Regions from separate parts of the Homo sapiens genome. Here all the other regions are linked to region 2. The links are chromatin loops, found by intact Hi-C in ENCODE. Cell type or tissue: PC-3. All regions are shown on one strand.

What was found. Hi-C counts contacts between places; a loop is a spot of excess contacts. Peaks named below come from ENCODE experiments on the same cell type or tissue, not always from the same donor. Only the 100,000 strongest peaks of a DNase experiment are listed, where the experiment ranks them.
Region 1: a loop joins it to region 2, with 6 times the contacts of the local background. A loop is called at or near these places in 1 of 110 quality-filtered maps.
Region 3: it touches region 2 in a loop (5-fold over the local background); 1 of 110 quality-filtered maps calls a loop at or near these places.

What each region holds. Positions count from the first base shown.
Region 1 is chr12:87,243,709-87,251,708 of GRCh38, forward strand. No RefSeq gene overlaps it. Among named protein-coding and RNA genes, the nearest start is that of MIR3059, 500 kb to the left of the region's middle. In PC-3, no CTCF peak of the experiment used is centred here; no DNase peak of the experiment used is centred here; H3K27ac peaks cover 1,491 bases.
Region 2 is chr12:87,345,240-87,353,239 of GRCh38, forward strand. It overlaps LOC107984478 (a long non-coding RNA gene), which reads right to left. Exons shown (of 3, transcript XR_001749242.3): 2 at 7,083-7,307. Among named protein-coding and RNA genes, the nearest start is that of LINC02258, 420 kb to the right of the region's middle. In PC-3, no CTCF peak of the experiment used is centred here; a DNase peak (open chromatin) is centred at 3,022; H3K4me3 peaks cover 272 bases; H3K27ac peaks cover 2,004 bases.
Region 3 is chr12:87,421,709-87,429,708 of GRCh38, forward strand. It overlaps LOC105369880 (a long non-coding RNA gene), which reads left to right and starts at 7,444. Exons shown (of 3, transcript XR_945160.2): 1 at 7,444-7,712. RefSeq lists an enhancer at 1-881. In PC-3, no CTCF peak of the experiment used is centred here; DNase peaks (open chromatin) are centred at 4,413 and 6,263; H3K27ac peaks cover 2,781 bases.

The sequences.
Region 1 (8,000 bases), 100 kb before region 2:
ATAGTGTATAGACTTTAGTCATTCTCAAATTGTATCTTCCTGTGGACACACCCTATAAAATTGTTAGTTAAGGCAGCTACTTTTAATTGTTCCAGAAGAAGGTATATGAACTTCATATCATTATAAGATTTGAGCTCTTATCTTTTTGGAGCTTTTACAGGGCTTCCTTTGCAACTGTGGACTTTTTGGCAATGTAAAAATAACTAAAAGAAGTAGGTGTTCTACTTATCATCAGTGTGTACCTTGGACATAAAGTGTCAAAAGCTTTTGCCATTTGTCCTTCACTGTCTGGTAGGGTTCATTCTGTAAGAAGGAATCACGTTAATAACATCTGCAGAACAGCTCAAACATATTTTGTTACAAAAGTGATGGTGGGTAAACATAATTTTCAGCCAGTACAAACTCATGGCTGTCTTTTCTAAGTTATGCCAGTGAAGGTAGTTTTATTTATACAAATCTGCTACAGACTTCTACATGACAATAATAATTAAGGGGACTAAATATATAGATCCAGATTCATGCTGTGAGGGATTAGACAAGAGAAACTGAATCAGAACACTGAATAAGTCAATGACCACATGGACACCAATGACTTTTTTGTCCCCTCTGTGGTCTCTTTGGCTTACAGCGTTGAGTAGAGTCATAATTATGCTTTCAAATTTATGTTTTTACACCTATACACAGATTCACTGTTTTGTGATGGTGTTTTGTATCTTACTGCCAGATTAGCTATTATGACCACAAACATATACAAAGCCAATAACAAAAAGAATAATAGAAAAAGACTATCTAGGTTCCTGGCCACTCCCCAGAGATTAGAAGCCAAAATGTAATTAATTAGAGAAGGTGAGATGGACAGTCATTCTAAAGTTAGTTTTGCAAAACCTGAGCCTAGAAGCTATTTGATCACTATCACTAAGTCTTTGAATAGATACCTAACATGGCATAATGAGACACCAAAGATGCCCATATTCAAATCCCCAGAACCTGTGAATATTACCTTACATGGTAAAAAGGGCTTTGTATGTGTGTTTTAGTTAAGGGTATTGAGATGAAAAGATTTTACTGGATTATCCAGGTGGACCCAGTGTAATCACAAGGGTTCTTATAAGAAGGCAAGAGGGTCAGAGTAAGAGAAAGAGATGTGACCATAGAAGCAGAGACTGGAATCAAGCAATTCTGGAACGGGGCCAAGGGCCAAGGAAGGCAGGTAATCTCTAAAAACTGGAAAAGTTAAAAAACTGATTTCCCTTTGGAGTCTTCAGAAGAAATAAGCTGCCAATATCTTGATATTAGACTAATATGACTCATTCAGGAATTCTGAACTCCAGAGCTTTAAGACAAATTAGTGTTGTTTTAAGCTGCTAAATGTGTAGTAATTTGTTAGAGCAACAATTCAACACTAATGCAATGGCCACACAATCTTCAATTACTACTGGCTTAAGTATTAAATGTTCAATCTCATATTTAACAGGTGTTCTCATTCATTTAAATATTTTATTCATCTGAAATTTTTGTATTATCATGAAGAAACAACATTTTTTTTTTTACCCATTTAACAGGCTCTTTTTAAAGACCTACAGTTTGCCAATCTTTGTGTTGGTGCTAAAAAAAAAAGAGCAGTGAAGAAACTTACCTAGATTCTGTTTTTCTTCATAAAGCTTAAGGTTAAATGTACTATACAAAATTGCAGTATTCACTAAGCTTTCTATGTAGATTTGTTGTTTTCCACACATGGCAAACTTTTTGGTAAAGAATATCTCCAAAATACCTACATTTATTTTCAAACTCATTTTTAATTGTAGTTATTAAGGCTGGAATAATTGGAGGAAATTTTAAAACTGACTTAATAGGCTATAGAAAATATCAAGTTTCTTGCTTATAAAAATGTACTAAAAACAGTGCTTGGGATCAGAAGCTTATTCTTTCCAATTTGCTGACATATACCCCTGAATGTGAGAGGAACTCTGGAATACTCATTTGCTACATCTTTTTCATTTTATTTATAGAACAAAGTTCTTCACATCCCTCCACTGGGAGCATGGTCAAGTCCTGAAGTTAAATCATCTGTGTATTGTTTCTTCTAGGCTAACATAACAATTACATAAAACTAGAGAACAACACATCGCCATGTCTTTCTCCAATTGAATTTCTTCAATCCATAATTTTCTCTTATCAAATTAGCATGAATTAATAAATTATCTAATACTTTAAAATAAATTAATAAAGTGAAATAAGAAGGAATATAATTAATCACCATGAGAATATGTAGAGACTAGGAAAATTATTATAAATGTGTTCATGATTACATTTTAATAATTACAAGTAATAGTTGAAAGTGATTGAATATAATTAATAAGAAACAAAATCAAGTGACTAATGGCAATCTAGTATGCTTTAACACTGCAAGAATTCTTTTTTTCTATTTTAAAGGTTTACAATAAAATTGAACTTATGTAATTTACCTAGTGTGAAATTTAATATTAAATAAAACAGAACAGTATGATCCCACAATATATTAACTTTTACATTAAAATAGAGAATGCTATATAATTATAAAATTGAACCATTGTTCTGCTTAATAAAAATGATTTAATTTTAAAAGTAAAAATGGAAGACTAAGTTAAATAAAAAAGATTCTTCAGCAGGAATGCTTTTAAATATCAGAGCCATTTTTACACACACACAAACACACACACACACACTCACATGTGTATGTATATTTAGATCTAATACAGTAACCAAAGGGAAAAAAGCAGTAATAAAACTACAGAAATCTCTCGACTTGGGAAAATTCCTATTTCTATTAAAACAATAGTGTATTACAGTGGAATTTAAATGTAAGTTATCAATTTGTTGCACTTTAATTCCTATAACCTTTAGAAAGTTAAGGGGAAAGAAATGTATGTTTGGGAGTGTCAGGGGAAAAAGGGTTGTTTTCAGATTAAAAACATGAGTGAAATAGTTTACATTGACTTATTGTGGGCACAAAGAAATGATAGTTTTCTGAAGAAGTAGTAACATCAGTGAGCATAGTAAAACTTGCAGAATAGAGAACAGAAGTGATTCAAAGAGTCTCTTCTCAAAAAGCCTTCACAGATGTGCTGTTTAAAATGGTGCACATTTTTATAGGCAGCCTGTTTTAAAGTCAGGCATGATGTAAGAATTAACTGCCTTAATCTGACATGAGTTTTAGTCAATTTAGAACACCAGCTTAATTAGTCCCTTCTTTACTGACATCTCTAAGATTTACTGCCTCTTCTAGAGCCTCAAATATTCAGACTAAATTTTGCTAATCTTACTCATTGACATCTTGTAACTATTTCCTCCTTGGAAAAATTATTTTTTCTTCTATCAATTCAAACTATTGGGCCAAAAATCATTAACTTTGTTGGGCGTTTCTATTATCTAAACTGTTAACTAAATTTCAGCCTTGCTCATAACACTCAATGATTCATGGTAGTCTTTCCCTGCTTAGTATGAGTTTCAAGATGCCCTGGATAGCCCATCTATAATAACAGAATTTTTAAAAACTTTTAATCTCAATTAGGCCAGGTATGGTGGCTCATGCCTGTAACCCCAGCACTTCGGGAGACCAAGGTTGGCAGATCACTTGAGGTCAGTTTGAGACCAACCTGGCAAAGGTGGGGAACCCCATCTCTACCAAAAATACAAAAATTAGCCATGCATGGTGGTGCAGGCCTGTAATCCCAGCAATTTGGGAGACTGACACATGAGAATCACTTGAGGCAGAGGTTGCAGTCAGTTGGATTGCAGCCTCTGCACTCAAGCATGGGTGACAAAGCAAGACTCTGTCTCAAATAAATAAACAATGAAAAAAATCCAGAATTGACTGCCCACTACATTAGCTCTAATTAGGCACATTCTCTTGCAGTACAATTTGTTTTATATTTCTTGAAATTATGAGAAATCATTGGAAAATCCTCAATATGTAATGTGATAATTCTGATCATTACACGTAATAAATTTTCCTCTCACGGGCAACAGATGGGATGAATTGACTGTGACGATAACGCATTGTTCTCAAGTGAAGTATGCCAAAATATCTGCCAGTTCTTCAATCTGTCATACATCTATAAATACTGTGTAATACCATTCAGGAACAAACATTAAGTATGACAGTGAAGTAATAAGAATCTAAAGCACTACAAATTCCTTCCTTAAATCCTTTTGCCAAAAAATCCTACTGTCTTTTTGTTTCTATTTTATTATTATTTATAGGAAATGACTTATTCATTAACATAACAAGGGTAATAGACGCTCACTACTGGGCCACTATATCTAGCATGAGAAAAGTTACAAAAAGAGTCTGAACAGCACTTCTTTACTCCCACCCAGCCACCACCCTCCACACACACACACACACACACACACACACACACACACTCACACATACTTTCAGGAAGATTTCATCATGTCTGCAGATGTTCTGTGAGAAAGAACATCTATTTTATGTTTATCTTAGTATTTCTCAGATTGCATATTACAGGAATTTGCACATACTTGGTACTCAATAAATACTGTGTAATACCATTCAGGAACAAACATTAAGTATGACAATGAAGCAATAAGAATGATTTTTAGATTTTAAGTTTGCATTTGAATTACAGAAATAACTCATGCCTGTTATCAACAAAAACATAAAAAGCATAAAATACAATAAAAATAACTCCTTTTTAAGGTAACAAAATACTTTACAAGACAATTTCCAAGTCAGAAAATCCTTCAAAAGATTTTTCAAAATCATCATGGCAAAATTTAAATAGTATAAATCATGCGTAATATGACAATTAAATTTAATCAGCATCGGCCAGGTGCAGTGGCTCACACCTGTAATCCCAGCACTTAGGGAGGCCAAGGTGTGAGGATCATGAGGTCAGGAGTTGAGACCAGCCTAGCCAACATGGTGAAACCCCACGTTTACTAAAAAAACAAAAACAAAAACAATACGAAAATTAGCTGGGCATGGTGGTGCACACCTGTAATCCCAGCTACTCTGGAGTCTGAGGCAGGAGAATCGCTTAAACCTGGAAAGTGATGGTTGCAGTGAGCCAAGATCGCACGACTACACTCCAGCCTGAGTGGCAGAGCAAGACTCCTTCTCAGGGGGAAAAAAAAAAAAATTAACCAGCATCAGCAAAGTTTAATGTAATGACTACTATGCAACAGGCACTCTTCTTTTTAATAGGGATACAAAGAAGATTATGTTTGAAAATGTGAATCTCACAAGGTGATGAGAGAGTCAGACTCCATGATAAATGGTGTTATAGGCAGATACACAAACTGCTATGATAAGCTAAGTAAACCAATAAACACAGCTGTTTCACTGTTGTGTTTAGAATGACTTTTTTTTATCATTAGTGGTTCTTTTTCAGAAATATTCCCATATTCTACTTTGTGTTTCTCTAAATATTTATCTAAAATTGAAACTATAGCTCAAGGATAACAACCTTCTAATCTATACTGCTTCATGGTCCAGCCTTTGTCCTCAACCAGGACTTGTGAAAAAATAAATACTCCAACATGAAACACAATCGTTTTGCTAAGAACTTAATGGATCCACAAGAAAAATATGAAGACCGGGCTGTCAGAAGGACATCTTAACATGGCAATACCACTGTCTTAGTAACAGATTCAGTAACATAAGGGATTTATGAGATACCTAGCACAGAAGGGAATAAATTGTGCTAAAGCAGAGTAAAAATATGCAAAAATAACAAAAATAATTAACAAGTAGAGAAATTACTACAGATTACAAATATAAAGGAATATGTCACACAATAGCAATATTGCCCCTTCAGGTTATTAGGTACCATTTAGTAAGAACTAATTATATATACTCATTGGTAACGTATTAAAGTAACAGAATATCCTCGAAGTTTATCTTGTTTTGATGGATGCCATTTCTATTACCCAGAGTTGACCAAATTGTAAAAGCTAATCAAAATGACTAAGAAAGTAATGACTACTTATTGATAATTAAACTTGGTTCAGTTATTCATTTGATGAATAGTCACTGAAAACCAACTGTGTGCCAGGCACCATTAGCTAGGTGATTCTTGTGAAATGAACAAAATTAAGTACCTGCCATCACGGAGCACACATCCTAGTGGCAAGAAGATAATAGACAATACGTTACAGAGAAAAAATAAAGCAGAAAAAGGGATGGAAAGTAGCTGGCAAGGATGTGAAATAGGGTCATCATCTTGGAAGGAAATGATAGTTTAGACCATTGGGGAGCAGTGGAGATAAGGAAAAGTGATATAAATCTGCAACAATATTTAAGGTAGATCTAATAGGATGCTATAGCTGTATAATAAACACAGAGAGAAAAGCCAAAGATGATGCCCACGTACTACATCAAGCTATTAAAATAGTGGAACTGCCCTTTACAAGGAAAATAAAGACTAGGAAGAGGATGAACGAGGTCAGAAGTTTGGGATTAGTCTTATTTTAGTTTTGAGATGCCTAGCAGACATTCAATTAGAAAATTTATTTCACATGTGGATATATGAGCTTAACATTGAGAGTGGATATAAATGTTAGGAGTTCTCAGCATATAGCTGTGAGATTGCATGAAATCACCTAGAAAGTACTTATGAACTGAGTCCTGAGCCATAGTGATACTTTGAGATCTGGGAGATGAAAGGAACCGGAAAAAGAGACTAGTGAATTGCATTCTAAAATAGGTTTTAGAAAACATTGTAGCATATATACAGGTTTTAGAAAGCCAGCTACATTATTCTTAACCACTCAACAAAGTCAAGATTCTTAAAGAGCAAAGAGTTGACTCAGAGGAGGATCAGGGGGCCAAATCTATCACTCTCTTCAATCCTAAGGACAATGTTTAATAAGATCCTTGGAGAGTTTATGTGTGTCCTCTGGACTGACATAAAAAACTGATGTTTTACTTCCATATTGTAGGAGTAGTTAATAAAAAGCAGCTGGACTAGCTGTTCTTACCACAGATCAAAAGAACAGTAGCTCTTTTGGGGGCCCTCAACTTGAAAATATTTTGTGCAACAAGGGCTTATGAATGTTTCCCATGGACTTGAAGTGACCATTCATATTAGAGAAAAGTTGTGTTTCTCAAGCCTGTCAAAGGAGATTTTATGGGGAGGCATAAGACTTGATAGAAAGAAGCAGAGTTATCACCAAAATACTAGGACAATAGAGGCAGTAACAAATAAAATAGAAACTCAACCCTTATTTAGTGAATAGTGGATGAGAGATCCTTCTTGATTGGGTAGTTGGGGGGGAGTCCTTCAAAACTCTCTATAAGAAAAATAATTCTTGGGATAATGAATTAATGTCAAACTCCTGCCAAGACAATGCTGGATCACTCTGTACTTGTCAAGTGTTTGTCTTCTTTATTCTCTCCTTCCTCTCTTTCCTTCCCAAGTTTCCAGACATGAAGGGGTCACAAACAGAAGTTAGGAAGGTTGAGGAGTGAGAGTGCAGGAGGACCTTAAATGACGGAAAAAAATAGAAGGTGATCAGCTCTCGGCATTGAACTGCTGCTTCTTACCTATAGCAGGGTGAACCCATGGGTTGCAAAAGACTCAGCTTTAAGTCAATTTTAGAATTTTGATTATGACCTAAGATTGAACATTTCAGTTAATAAGGTGAGATTAATGTTGTGGCTTGAAAGAATTATAGACTTGTTTTCTAAGAGAGAGATAACAGAATTCATAGGACCGGCTTGAGGTGTCATCTGGACACAATGGAAGAACTAGCTCCACTGTATGAATTAAGGGCAGAGTGAAAGGCCATCACAAATTTCTTTTAAAAAAATCTTTATTCAATGAGAAAACTTTTGGCCTTTATTCAACAAGTAAATATTTGATTTTGGATTTTTTTACTTAGCATATCTATGATCTCTGTGTCAGTATTATAAAAATTTAATAAGCTTTTACTTAACATAGTCCTTAATAAACATTTTAAATAGGAAGAGACCAAAGATAAAACCTTGTAAGATG
Region 2 (8,000 bases):
ATGATCCAGAATGATCTAAAATAGAAAACAGGTGTGGAATCAAACTCAAGGACATTAGAGATAGCAAAGCTATCAAATAAATAATGTAAAGGTAAGCATGCTAAAAATGTTTTAAATTATAAAAAGAGAATAGACTATAAGATTAATTGACAACATAATTGTCATAGTTGACAAGAAAGACTGAAAAAAAATAATTCTCATATAATTAAAAAATACATAGTAATTTTAATTAGAAACTCAATAGATGATTTAAATAGACAAAGATGAAGAGAGAACATTAGAAAATGGATATAGATCTGTTTGAAGAAATTACCCCTAATAAAGCACAGAAAAATAAAGACATGCAAAAATAAGAAGATTAAGACAAAGAACAAAAAGGTCTAACATATATCAAAATTGAGTTTAATATGAAATAATAGGAGAAAGTGGAGGGAAGGATTAGTAAAGAAGATGTTTGAGTCAGCATGTTCCAAAATTCAGGAAAGATAGCAATGTTTAAATAGAGAAGCTAAAGAGTTCTCAAGAAGGATAAGTTAAAAGAAGCTGAGATAAATGCATTGTAATGAATATACGTAATTCTAAAATCAAGAGAAGATGGTTAAAATAGTTAGAAAGAAAAGATAGCTTTTTCCAAAGGAAAAGCTATAAAACTGTGACTTTCCAACAGAACAAGAGAAGCTGGAAGACAATAGAATTATTTGTTTTCAAGGTGCCAGGAGGAAAAACTGTCATATTTGTATATACTCAAAGTAAGTATCTCAAGAATGAAGATACAATAAAGATATTAACTGACTTACATTGAAGAAATTCCTTAAAAACAAAATTCAGGATACAAAATATGAAAGATAATTGCTTAAAATGTATGAAAAATGTTAAGAAAATATTTGGGCAAATTAAAGCAAACACCAAGTTAATAAAATATAAACAATGTCTAATTTGTAGGGCTAAAGAAAAACAACAAATAAGAATGCTGTGTAACAATTAAGACACTGAAATTAAGATTCTAAGGTTCTTGGATTTTTCATGAGGTAGATAAAGATACATGATTAGGGCCGGCCGCGGTGACTCATGCCTGTAATCCCAGCACTTTGGGAGGCCAAGGCGAACGGATCACGAAGTCAGGAGATCGAGACCATCCTGGCTAACATGGTGAAACCCTGTCTCTACTAAAAATACAAAAAATTAGCCGAGCGTGGTGGTGGGCGCCTGTAGCGCCAGCTACTCGGGGGGCTGAGAAACGAGAATGGCGTGAACCCGGGAGGCGGAGCTTGCAGTGAGCCGAGATCTACGATTAACTTTAGTCTTTTGAAAGTTAGGCAAGCATATAACCACAAAACGAATGTAAATAGTTTCTATAACTTTCAATCTTCTTGGAGACAAAATAGAATGAGGTAATAAAACAAAGCAAACCACACAAAACTCAATTGAAATAAAGCAAGAAAATAAGAAAATGAAAGCATAGAAAAAGCTTAATAAATAGAGGCATTGAAATAAGGTGGCAGAAATAAAATCAAATATACCAACATATTCATATCAATATACTTATATACAATAAATATAAATACATTATTTAGTTAAAAGACCAAAATAATCTGGACTTGTTTATAGAAGACATGTATGAAGTATAAGATAACAAAATGGTTGAAAGCAAAAGGATTGAAAAGATGTGGCAGGAAAATGCTAACCAAAAATCTCATGTGACTATAACATAAGACAGAATATAAATTAAGGTTAAAGCATTATAGGACACAAACATACAACCATACATGCACAGTTTCTATATAATGTCTAGGAGCTAAATTCAACTGGATCATATAACAATTCTAAACTTATTTTTATCTAGCTTAAAGCTATGCAAAACAAAAAGTATGAGAAGAATCAAACAGACACATCTACTGTCGTAGCAGATAATTTGAACATGCTTTTTTAATTAATAAATGAACTAAACAGAAAAATCAGGAACTGTAATGAAGATCTGAGTAAAATAATTACATCAGATAAGGTAACAAGTCTCCAAATCTCACTGATTCCTAATTGGTGAACTACTCTTCTCCAAGCAGTGATTCCAGGGTGCAGCCTTCCTTCTTGTGGCTCCACCACTCTGTCGGTCAGTACTGCTCAACTGGGGGCAATTTTGACCCCTATGGGAAATTTGACAAGACCTGGAGAAAGTTCAGGTTGTCACACTTGGTCTCTATTGACATCTAATATATTGAAGACAGAGATGCTCAAAACATCCACAGAACACTGTTTCCTGTTGAGGCATAGGGCAGCTCCCACAATAAGAATTATCAGGCACCAAATGTCAGTGCTGAGGTTGGAAACCCTGGTCTATAACCTTGGAGTCCTCTATTGGATCTTCCGCATCTGGCCAGCAGATGGGGAAGAATAAGCAACCTCCATTGGGGAAGTTTTTGTGAATCAGATCTAGTGTCCAGAATTCCTTACAATAAATAAAAAAGGACACAAAAATAAAAAAAAAAAGGCATAAGGAATTAAAGTGTATCACTAAAAGTGGCCAGTATATATGAATATGTACCCAAATTCATTAGTAAACAGGAAACTGAAAATTTTAACTACAATGGGTTTTCACCTGACATTCACCAGGCTGACACTGATGACTGAGTATGCCAGTTATGGCAAGGATGTGGAGAAACAGGAATCTCATATATTTTAGTCCAATTGGAAATGTCTGCATCTGATATAGGTATCAATTTAATGTTACCTATTAATGTGAAAATGCACATTCTTTATTACCAAGATTCTCTATTCCTAGATATTGATTGTTTTGGGTAGTGCTTTTCAACATTGCCTGCAGATTAAAATTGCCTGGGAAATGTTTATTAGATGTCGGTGCATGAGTACCACTACCAAAGTTACTAATTCAACTGAGCCCAGAACAGGTCCTCAAGCAACAGATTGTTGAGTGTACAGTTGAAGTTAAAATACACTGCCTTGGGAATTCTCCTCTCCATGTACACAACAGCATCATTTATAATAGCAAATAAGCAAACAAAAACTCTTATATACACAAGCTAGTAACTCCTGTCTATAAAAATTGAAACAGGCAAACACTGTGGTTTAGTCATACAATAAAATATGAATCACAAAAATGAATCCACAGCTAAACCTGCCTCGAATTGAATTTTAAACCATAATGAGATCTTAAAAGACACAAAATTCAACAAAAAATTGTAAAACGCACTGTAAACACATACCATATAGTTCTCTTTTCTCTCTCTATATATGTATATCTGTTTGTTTACATATATATCATTATACACACATGTACAAACATATACACACACAACATAACCTGTAGTAAAAATTGTAATAAAAAGCAATGAAATAACTTCACAATTCAGGATATGGGAATCTTTGGAGGAAAGGAGGGTAAGAGTTTACAGAAAGGCACACTGGGAGCTACAATAGTTCTTTTCATGCATTTTATGTTCTCTTTTTAAGCTGTACTTTGGGCATACGGTGTCATTTTTACTATCGTCCTTTAAATCAAAGATATAACTTATATAAACCCTTATTTTTTATATATTTTGAAATAATTTTAAATAACAAAAAACATAATACCTCAAGAAAGCATTCTACCACATCCTTTTTCAAGTCCTTTTTTAGTCCACACAAGAAAAGAAACCAAACAAAGTGTTTTCAATCCTTTATTGCACCTACCTCTCCCAAGAAGTGGAACGCAGATTAACTTTTTTGTTCCATGGTGAGTTTCTCAGACATAAATTATTTCTCCCCTCAACATGCAAAGGAGAATCTATCTGTCTGTGAGGACTGTATTTACCTGTGATCTTGAAGAGCTAGGTATTTTACTTTGATTTACGGCAACTTTGTTCCTTTCAAAATAGCACCATCCAATCTAGAAGTCAGAATGGGAGGTTGGTAATTAGCCATATTTGGCGTGAAGGTACCTACATAATGATTGCATTTTAACAGGAAGTGTGGGCTGCTTCTCAACCTCGATCTTTCTCATCCATAAAATCACTAAGATCTTCCAGATTTCTAGTCTGTAGCAATGGAAATGTAGCCCCTCTACTCAGCACTCACTAGTTGACAGGGGAATATTGTAATATAAGCCACTCTCCTCACTGAGGCCTGGGATGTATCCTGGTTTTCAAGTAGCTTTATTTGTCCCTTCCTGACCCTGGCTGCCTGAGGAGACAAAGCTTTGGGTACAGACTGACCTTGACTCTTGGAGGACAAGTGAAGCTTGTCTTTTTGACCTCTTTCTGTCTTCCTGAGTGCAAGCAGGCCACATTTCCCATTACTAATTCTATGTTCTCCTCATGAGTAAAATATACAATAAGTCCATCTTTCCCCAAAGGACAAATAAAAAAACAAGGGCTTAAGGACTGCTTTAAAGTATTTGCAGCTATTTTGGAAATGTTCCTCCTCTGAGGCTGAGAAGAGTTCTCTTCAACTTTCAGGATGACTCCTAGATTCTGCATCAAGTCAGCAGTCAGTTACAAGTTTACTGGGTGTGCACACTTGGCAGTATATCTGCATCCCTGCACCTTTTTAGCCCTGTCTCAGGAAAGGCTGCTCAAACCTGACTTCCAAAAAGCCTCCAGAGTGGCAACTGCTATAAAAAGTTTCAAAATCCTCAAATTGGCAGGGTCTAGTCTGGTGACACAGAAATCACCATCTGTGCCTGGCTTTCCTCCTGCATGGAGAAAGGGACTCTCTTTCTCCTCCTCCTTTTTCTTTACCCTATCTTCTGAGCGACGTTAAGTTCTGACAGGGTGGGCTTGGTGACTAGCATGCTACTCACTTTTGTTCCTGCTCTCACGTGTTGAAAATGAACCTGAACCATGCCTCCTAAATCTAAAACCCCTGAGATGGGGGTTCTCTGGGCTGTGGGATCTAATTTAGTTTTAAATTGAGAACTTTTTCCCCAGCCTTCTGGCAGTGTTCTCTGGTTTTTACTACGCCTCAAACCCTAGACTCAGATAGCCAATCACAATTCCTGAAGTTGTTTGCTTGATAAACAATATGTCTTAGTCTTAGTCTGTCCCAGCTGCTATAACAAACTACCATAAACTGAATGGCTTATAAAAAAGGATATTTATTTCTCACAGTTCTGGAGGCTGGGAAGTCCAAGATCAAGGTTCTGGGGGATTCAGTGTCTGGGTAAGGGCCAGTCCCCTTGATCCCAGATGGCACCTTCTCATTACATTCTCACATGGCAAAAGTACAAAGGAGCTTTCTGGAGCATCTTTTATTAAGACACTAATTCCGCATGTCCTTTTATTAGGACAAAGCCCTCATGACCTAATCACCCCGCAAAGGCCCCACCTCCTAATACCATCATGTTGAGGGTTAGGATTTCAACATAAGAATTTGGCGAGAAAAGAAACACTCAGTCCATTGTACACAAATACTTTTTTTTTTTTTTTTGAGACAGAGTCTCACTCTGTCACCAAGGCTGGGGTACAGTGGTACAATCTCAGCTCACTGCAACATCTGCCTCCCAGGCTCAAGCAATTCTCCAGCCTCAGTCTCCCAAGCAGCTGGGATTACAGGCGTGTGCCACCACGCCCAGCTAATTTTTGTATTTTTAGTAGAGATGGGATTTTGCCATGTTGGCCAGGCTGATCTCAAACTCCTCACCTCAGTTAATCTGCCCGCCTCGAGCTCCCAAAGTGTTGGGATTACAAGCGTGAGCCACCATGCCCGGCCAACATTATATTAAAGACTGCCTCTTTAGCACTCATTTCCTAAGTGTTTGTCAATTTTTGGTTTCCAGTGTCTGTTATTGCTGTACCATATTAGTAGTGAATCCTGGCTAAGATTCCAATGCTTTTCTCCTGCTGTGGCATTTTCTTCTGACTTGAAACCATTCATTTCTAGCAAGACATGGCTTGTGCAGAGGTGAAACAGCCTATATAACTGCTTGACAGTACATCCAGGCTTGGGGCATGAGCATGATTATACCCCCAGAGTTTTGGCAATATTGTTCACTACATGTTTGTCCCTCTCCAGGACAGAGATCATTTTTTGAACATTCAAGGTTTCTATCTTTTTCTTTGGTTTTCCTCTCTGTGTTATGTTTGAGACTCACAGAGAAATTAATCTTCTCAGAAGCCTTTTTAAGTTTACATTATTTAGTTGCTTAATTTCCCTGACTCTTCTGTTGCCTATGCTTTACCCGCTCAGGTTTTTTTTTTTAAACTACCTAAACTATACCTTCGAAGTTAATCTCATCATAGTTCACTTTTATTTGCCAAATCAGTAGTAACTTTGGAAATTCCACATACAACCTGCGCACTAATTTTCCAAAAGGTTCACAGATGGCCTAAAATTGAGGTTAGCTTCAAATTCAAGGATTGTAATCAGCACATAGTGCACGTAGGTACGCTGCACAAGCATTCTTAGCAATTCTAGAAACGATACCACATTTAGTAGGTCTAAATCTTACTTCCTAGAAACCTGGTATAAAATAAATTTATTTTATAGAACGAGAAATTACCAGCACATCATGATCATTAGTCTACAGGCAAAGTCTTTATTCCTGTAATATTGTAGGAAACTGTTGACCATATTTTTAAGTGTGAAATCTGCCTCTGACTTCAATAAATTTAAGACACAGTTGATACTTCAAAACAAATAATTTCCTATTTCAAACTATTACCTGTTATATGAATTTGTGAAAGACTACAGACATTCTGCAGCATAGACTATTTTCTCTGGTTATATAAATAAAACAGAACTTGCATGACCTTATATACTTGCTTGACTTTTTTTGTGTTTAGTTACATATCTTTATCAATCCATTAATTTATACATTTAAAGGGTATGTGTGTGCATACCAGATAGAAATATACAGAGATAAACTGTCTGAATTTGTATAGTTGCCTTATAGCAATAGCAGAGGCATATAATACTTAAAAGTTTGGAAAAGTGATGACCACTAGCTAAAATCACATTTCAAACTATATTTAAGTTAACACTACTTAAATAGGTTTCCACAGTACTTTATCCACAGGGTGGGTGAAAATTTAATTTCAAATAATACGGAGGTCCCCTCTTTTTCTTTGGGTTAGGCGATTGGAGCAGCTTACCTGAGGCTCAGAGTAAAGGTGGAAGGGCTTTTAGTCTTTAACCCATGATGGTTGCACACTGTCCACATAGTTAAAACCCATATCCATCTTTCAGTAGTCAGTGGCTTTGTCTCTTCTGTGCAAGACTGGTGCAGGAGAATCTTTTCAAAGGCTGTAACTTTATTTTCTCGTGTGCATTCTCATTCGATGAACCATATCATGGAGCCCTTGATGCTCCTCTGAGTGCTGTGGGGGATAAGGGTGGTAGATGTTGGCACAAGTATCCAATATTCAACGTAACTTACCATTCCCATCCCTTTCTATTATAAGACAATTTCTCTTCAGTTTTGTTGCCCTAAAACAAAAACAAAACAGTACTCTTACACTATCTCTCCTCTGTAGACACTGAATAATCACAGAGTTGTCTCTTTACATGGGATTAGCCTTTTTAGGAAAGCACTTTTTAAAAATCTAGCACTTTCTTTTGTGTCTCTGTAAATGCATTAATTAATCCATTCAAAATGCATTAATTAATCCATTCCACAATAGCTATCAGATACTGTTCTAGGAACTGAAAACACTATAGTAATCAAAACAAAGTCTCTCATGGAATGCACATTTTATCAGAAAGAACTTAAGCATCAAGTAAATGAATATATAAACATATCATATGTCAGGTAATATAAGTGCTATGAAAACGAGTAAAGTGAGTTAGGGTGTTTTGTTGTTAGAGTGAGTAGTGGAAGCTCTTTCTTTTAGGTCAAGAGATCAGGGAAAGTGCTTGTGATAAGGTATTAATATTTGGTCAGAGAGCTGATGATGGGAAGAGTCAAGCCATATGACTATTTCTGGGAGGATATTTTAGCAAAGGGAAGAGTATTTGTAAAGACCCTGAGATAAGTGTGTGATTAATTGATTCCAGAAAGAGCCAGGGCCACT
Region 3 (8,000 bases), 76 kb after region 2:
TTCCAGGGGTCCTTGGTAGAAGTTGTGAGTCGAGCTCATTTGGGGTTCCATTTGTAAGACCATCTGTAGCTTGATGGCCTCAATCCTGGAGGAAACAAATTTGACAAGGAGGTTAAAAATAAAGGGCTGGAAGGCGAGTAATCACAAGATGGCTGTCATGGGACCTAGAAAGGGGAGAAGCCATGTCGCCCAACTCCAGAGGTTGGTATCAGAGTTTGAAAGGCGTTGTCTGATTTCAGAAGCCTTTTCCTGTAAACACTGGGCAAAATCTCATACTATCCCTGATCAGTTAGTGTAAAAACAACATTCTTCCCCTAAGAAGGTGCAAAGTCCTCCTTTCTCAGCAGTGAGGAGGTCTAGGCCTCAGCAGTTTTGGAGAGTCACTGCTGCCAAAGAGTCTATTTGGGATGTGGTGATTGGTGCATTTTACAAACCTCTTGCAAGCTACAGAGTGCTGATTGGTGAATTTTACAATTAACTTGTAAGACAGAAAAGTTCTCCAAGTCCCCACTTGACTCAGGAAGTCCAGCTGGCTTCACCTCTCACCCACAGCCGCCCTTCCCCCAGGTGCTCTGTCCCAGGTAGTTGGGAGTTTTATCTATTAGCATCTTACTGGAGTTACTGCCTTTCTTTCAGAGATACCCACCCAGAGAGGAAGAATCTAGAGAGGCAGTCTGGCTACAGCGGATTTGCTGAACTGCAGTGGGCTCTACCCAGTTTGAACTTACCAGAGGCTTTGTTTAAACTGTGAGGGGAAAACCGCGTACTCAAGCCTCAGTAATGGTGGACACCCCGCCCCCCACCAAGCTCGATCACCCCAGGTCAACTTCAGACTGTTGTGCTGGCAGCAAGAATTCAAGCCAGTGGACCTTAGCTTTCTGGGCTCCATGGGGGTAGTATCCACTGAGCAACACCACTTGGCTCCCTGGCTTCAGTCCCCTTTCCAGGGGAGTGAATGGTTCTGTCTTGCTGGCATTTCAGGTGGCACTGGGGTATGAAAAAAAAAAAAATCTCCTGCAGCTAGCTCGTTGTCTGCCCAAATGGCCGCCCAGTTTTGTGCTTGAAACCCAGGGCCCTGGTGGCATAGGAACCTGAGGGAATCTCCTAGTCTGTGGGTTGTGATGACAATGGGAAAAGTGTAATATCTGGGCTGGAGTGCACTCTCCCTCACGGCAGGATTCCTCATGGCTTCCCTTGGCTAGGAGAGGGAGGTCCTCAACGTCTACCACTTCCCAGGTGAGGTGACTCCCCACCCTGCTTTGGCTCTCCCTCCGTGGCCTGCACCCACTGTCTTACCAGTCCCAGTGAGATGAGCCAGGTACCTCAGTTGGAAATGCAGAAATCACCTGCCTTCTGTGTTGATCTCACTGGGAGCTGCAGACTGGAGCTGTTCCTATTCTGCCATCTTGCCAGCCTCTCCTCATAGTAATTTTTTCATTTTACTAATTCATAGGATTCAGGAGCAAATAGAAGTAAGAAAAAGTTTTCACTCTTTCCAAAGGAGAGGGATTTAAAAATTTTTCTTTTAATATATAAAATCAACAAATCAGGACATGAAAACAAATGAGCATGGCAGAGTTATAGATATGTTTACATATTTCTGAACATATAAGAAGAGAGTCATCCTGCAAATTTTTATCATTTTATCAATCCATTAATTAATATGCTGCAATACTATTTTCTCTTCTTTTTCAACTGCATGCCCTCTTCTAACTTAACAATCAGACAGAGACAAGTTGATGAAATAAAAACCACATCTGTTATTTTATTTACAATCATTTAATATAAGAAATCAATTAAATACATTTTAAAGAATATTTTTTAAGTAACACTGAGGTAATAAAAATCTCCTAAGTTCAGAAAGCATTTACCATCACCGAAGGGGTGGGGGAACAAAGGGAAAGAATTGGTGCTGTTAGAACCAAGGAGTCTAGAAGACGATCAGAAGATCCACAAATGTGAGACATAGGCCCTTGAAAAGGTCTATGCCTGGTTTGTGCTGTTACTCTTTGAAGGGCACACAATGAGGCTAGTTCTGGAAGTGTGAAAGTAAGAGAGCAATAAGGGAACTAACTGCTGCTGCCAAGAGGCAAGGTCATTACTAGTTTTCCAGTTTCCCTTTAGCTGGAACCCTTATTGATAAACTGTAACAGGGAGTCCCTTGGGAAAGAGAAAACATAATTGCCAAAAAGCATAGCCCCTGTATTACAAAGCATAGAATAAAGTGAGGGTCTCTATATGTGAGATAATAGCTTAATAACTAACAAACTCTCTTCCCAACTGAACAGGGCAAAATATGGCTGATATAAATATATATAATTCCAAGCAAAATGATACTTGCCTAAACCTTTAACAAACTTTAACCAGTTATAGATCTGAATATAGCCTAAATATAGATACATAATTTGCAATTACTTTCAAAAACTAGTCAAATGTCAATCATTTCCCATGACTAATGTAAATGTATAGTGGACTTACTTTTATACCTGGCTTTGTTGTATATAAAGTGTACCATTTAGATCACTTATAAATTTTTTGCCCTGAAAGTTTTCTGATGGGGAAAACGTGATTTACAAATGCTTTCCATGTTTTTATACAGGTATCATGTGGACCAAATTAGAAAATACATACTAAAAAGTTTTGATATTTACAAAACGTACATTAAAAAGTGGGCAAATGTTATTACCTTTAAAAGCCATACAAATGTTTAGGCAGAAGATAGCAATGTAAACAAAGGCATTTGGCTTTCTTACCATTCTGTTCCTGGATTTCATTCAGAGAAATCTCTTGTGCAAAAGGTCTGTAATCTCAGTGCTAAAACTTACCAAAGATGTCTGCTGGGTCCACTGCAGGTGGGAAACCTCCAAGGGGTGATCTACAAGCATACAGCTGGAGAAAGTACAGCATCCATGATGGTACAATTCAGTAATTCTTACCATTTTAGAGGAAAAGACACTTTAAGCAAAGCAAATATGTTGGGTAGAGAGAAACAACTAATTTACCACTTTCTCTGCTAAGGATCAGTAGAAATTGAAAGCAGTAGCAAAAAATGCTTTGAAACTGGTTTCATGGTTAGAGCCAAGAGAATATCCACAGTATGGAAAGAACTTAGAATGTAGGTCAGTGCCAGCTTGCATCTGGTGGTTGGGCTGGGCAGAAAGGAAATGGTATTCATGAAGCTGGCTTTTTGTTCAAGAGCTTCATGGAACCTATAGAAAACCTGATGCAGAAATTAAGTTACCCTGAGGTGTAGCCTTTGATAACATCAAAAATCTAGTTCTAGACACTTTTCTCCCAGGAAGTTGAATTACTGAGGTAAAAAAGTAGTTATTTTTTACAGTAGCTTCTCTTTTGATTAAAATATGAGAAGACAGCACTTTGGGAGGCCTAGGCAGGCGGATCATGAGGTCAGGAGATCGAGACCATCCTGGCCAACATGGTGAAACCCTATCTCTACTAAAAATACAAAAATTAGCTGAGCGTGGTGGCACATGCCTGTAATCTCAGCTATTCGGGAGGCTGAGGCAGGAGAATCGCTTGAACCAGGGAGGCAGAGGTTGCAGTGAGCGGAGATCACACCACTGCACTTCAGCCTGGCAACAGAGACTCTGTCTCAAAAACAAAATAAATAAATAAATATGAGAAGAACATACTGAAAGAATAATTTGTATAATGAACAAAACCATGATATAAAGATATAATGAACCATCATTTTTGCTTGTTTGCTAACAGAGATCACAGGGAAATTATCCTCATTCCCAGAGTGAAGGAATTATGTTAAACTCCCAATCTAAAAACCCCAAACCAAGCAATAACAATAACAACAACTACCATCACAACAAAAATGTGCAACTATGAAACTATATGTAATTTAGTTCTCAAGATTCAATAAATGTATATTTTGAAAAAATACAAGAAGAAAATTTAAAATCTATAAATGACAATTTTAAAAATAGATATTAAGAAATCAAGAGGATTTTTCTTTCTGATGAAGATGAAGTAACGAGGACTGAAATCACCTTTCCACTAGACACAAAAAACCTCCCTTAGCTCTCCTCCACCTTATTCAGATAAGCTTTTCAAAGCCAAGACATGTTAAAAAGGTTTAAAGAGGAAAAACTATAAAAATTATAAACTATAAAATATAAAATTAAAAACTATAAAAAGGGCAAGGTTTTAGCCTGTTAACTTCCTTTAAAATTCAAGAGGGGGAAAATTGTTAAGTTCTGAGCTCTTCCTCAGAGAACAATATGTCAGTATGTTCAGCTTCCCTCTTCTTTGTTCTCCATTTTAAAGTTTAACTTCCTCGTTCTTTATGTCTCCTTGCCCCTAGTTTTAGTAAACAACCCCCTCCTAGCTTCTATCACCTGCTCTGTCCTTAGTCATCCTTAGTCACCAGCTCTGTAACCACCCTTCCTGCCAAAACTACTCACTCCACCGCTCTGGCTCATACCCCTTCTCTCTTTAAAGTAGCCAACTGGAATTAGCTTAGACTGTGCAGTCCAACCCTAGCTAACAGGGGAAAGACACAGCAGTAGGAACTAGCTGCATCAGGAATAAGAACCCCATCCCCTCCCTTGTCCAGTGTGCTCTCACCATTGCTCCATCTGTGAGATGCACTCTCCTATAGAAGAAAATTGCCTTGCTGAGAAAACTTTGCCTGAGTGCTATTTTCACTTTGTGGCATCAAGCATTTACTTCCAATGTCAATTCTACCCAAACTGACCTATAGATGTAATATATCCCAATAAAAATGTCACCAGGATTTTTGTAGAAATTGATAATCTGATTTTAAAATTCACATGCAAATGCAAAGGAACTGGAATAGACAACATGACTTTCAAAAAGAATAAAGTTAGAAGTCTAATGCTGCCTGATTTTTACTTATTATAAAGCTACCATTACTAAAACAATGTGGCATTGGCATAAAGCTAGTGACCTAGAACAATGAACACAATAGAGAGTCCAGAAATAGACACACTTATATGTGGGCAATTTATTTTTTACAAAGGTGCAGGGGAAAGTCAGTGGAGAAATGATAGTTGTTTCAACCAATTATTATAAAATAATTGGATATCTCCATACCAAAAAGAAAATAAAAAGAAAATGAAAGTTGTAAAGAGGCTAACACAAAATAGAACTTATACCCATAATGAAACCTAGAAATATAGAATGACTAGAAGACAACATAAGAGAGTATCTTTATAACCTTGGTTTTGGTAAAGACTTCTTAAATAGAACAGCACAAAATAAAAAATCACATATTATTGCTTCCTCAAAATTAGAAATATCTGTTCACAAAACACACTGTAAAATAATAGACTATCATAGACTGGGTAAGAAAATTTTTGTGAAATGTATCTGATAAAGGACTTATACCATGTATAAAGAACTCAGAAATTAAAAGAAAAAGATTATCCAACAAAAATGGGAAAAAACATTTGTTTGGATACTTTACAAAAGAGAACATATGAATGGCAAATAAGCAATTAAAAGATGTTACACATTATTTAAAATGATCATAATCTTATGTTACTTTGTGAAATAATGTGGTTAGATTTTGCAGCAAATCATTAAGCATTACCAATTCAGTGGAGAGATAAGCTTAGAACCAGAAGTGAATAGAAATTTCCAAAAATCCTAGAAGCTGAATTTTCAGAGGATAAAGAAGGAAGAGATTTGAGCCAATCTTTTTTAATCTTTTCTATGTCTTAAAGTCAGGAGAACCCACTGTAAACTAGATTATATGGTTTAGATACAGAAAAAAATGTATAAGAATGATTGGCTGTGGTTAGCTCTATAGGACGTGATTATGATTGACATATATACCATCATATTTTCACTTCTCTATATATCTCATTTATCACAATGAAACTATATTATTTAATAATTAAAGATAATAAATTTAATAATTTAAGATGCCTTTTAAATATTCCTAATTATAAAAATACATTCCTATCAAACCAAAAAAAGCATATTAAATTATCTAACCCCATTTTGGAGACTGAAGTCACTGATAATAAAATCTTAAAATATGTATGAACACACATAAAAACCTGAGGGCAATTTTATTTTCTACCCTGTCACTAGACATAAAGAAAGTAGCACCATTCAAACAATATCACTAGTTACTTTGCCTTTTATTAACAATAGGAACTTATGAGATTGATAGAATGCCAAACCACAGGTGAAGGGCGCAATCAGTCTCAGTAGACATTTATCAGGAGTACATTGCAAAGCAATTAAGATTACTATTTAAATTGGTGCAGTTCATCTCCTTGGAATGAAAGGGCACATTGAGAATACAAGGGCCACACCCAGTTTATAAGTGTTCTTAAGGCAAGTCAGAACTAGCACACATTGAAGGGATGAATAGTAAATGGACAAACTACTCAGCAATACCTGATGAAGAAAGACTGAATGAAAAAAAGTATTAGGGCTATTTAAAAATCAAATTTACATCAATTTTAAAAATGGAATCTTTGCACTACAAAGAACAGGTTTATTTAAAAACTTTTAATATGTTTTCCTTTGATTTGATTAATTGAATATACTTAAAAGAGTTCACAAAGACAAAGTAGGGATTTTGATTGTCATTCAATAAAAAAAAAAAGAATCCTCATTTCAAATTTGCAGACTCCTGGTATGCAGAAGATCTGCCAAGACTTCTTGATAAAATGTCATCATAGTTCAGTCACAAAAGAAGAATAAGCACTAAGCAGAGCAAGCTTCATCGTTATGTTACCTGTGCAGTTACACAGAATCCTGAGTTTAGCAGGACCCACACTTGGTTTAATGCTCTGCTATATTGTCTTGAAATTCTTAATATTTTCTGTATAAGGCCTATATTTTTATTTGTACTGGGTCCCTAAAATTATCTATCCCATTCTTAGAGTCACAATAACTAAAGTGAGGAGATGAGGAGGAAAAGGATTCCAAGCAGAACAGAAAATGGGCTAAAATCAGAAATTCCTGTAGCACATGACTTCATAAAAAATGAAAATAGCACTGTATTCTTACAGATCAAAAGGAAAAAATTGCATTTGGCAAGGCCTGTGCACTAATGAAAAAGTCAAATTATTAAGTTCCTTTTTAGGCCAAATTACAGATACTGTTTCAGTTCAAGAACTCCAGAAAGCAGATGCCAAGATATAATTAGAAATGTAAAAGATTTATTGCCAAAAATGCCAGCAAAACTTTATAGTAGTTAGGGAAAACCTTCATACCATAATGCAAGGCTGACATTTGAGGGAAGAAAGGGAGATTGTTTAAGAAGAGTTGAAGAGTGTTGTACAGCACCAGTGAAGTCTTACCCAGGCTGCCCACTACAGGAGTCCTGTATTGGTTACTAATAGTCCAGTTCTAGAACTTTTCCACTGTGCTCAGTCATTGGCTGGCAGCAGCTTGGAGAGTGACTCATCTTGGTGTGGGCCCTGAGGAAAATCCTACAAATACATATTGACAGCTAATGTTACCCCTGACAAGTTCTCTCCTGAAAAGAGATTTGAGTACAGTTTTAGAGGTTTCAAATCGGCCTTGTTAAATCAAGTTTAGCCTAAAGCTGTCTCCTTTTATATTTTAAGTTTGGCCTAAAGGTTTTGTTATGGGCAGGTCTTTGTTGTTAGAGCTTCCAAGATGGTGGCAAGCCTTTTGTTCTCAACCTGGGGTTCTTGGACTCACGGATTCCAAGGAATGGAAATGTGGGCCATGCGGTGAGTGTTACAGCTCTATTAGAAGCTGTGGGTCACGGAAGAGAACCGTGGAACCCAGTGACCAGTGTTCAGCTTGATTAGGACGAACCTGGGCACTTAGCCATGCAGGAACAATGGTGAGCCTTTAGCCTGATCGGGAGCGGCAATGGGCGCCTCACTGGATCAGAAATGCAGCAGACACTTTGCCGGATCCAGAGGGGTGGAAGTCAGTGGCAGGTCTGCGATGGCGGCAAACAGCAGTGGTGGACAATGAGCAAAAGCTCAACTCAAGCCATAACAAACACAGAC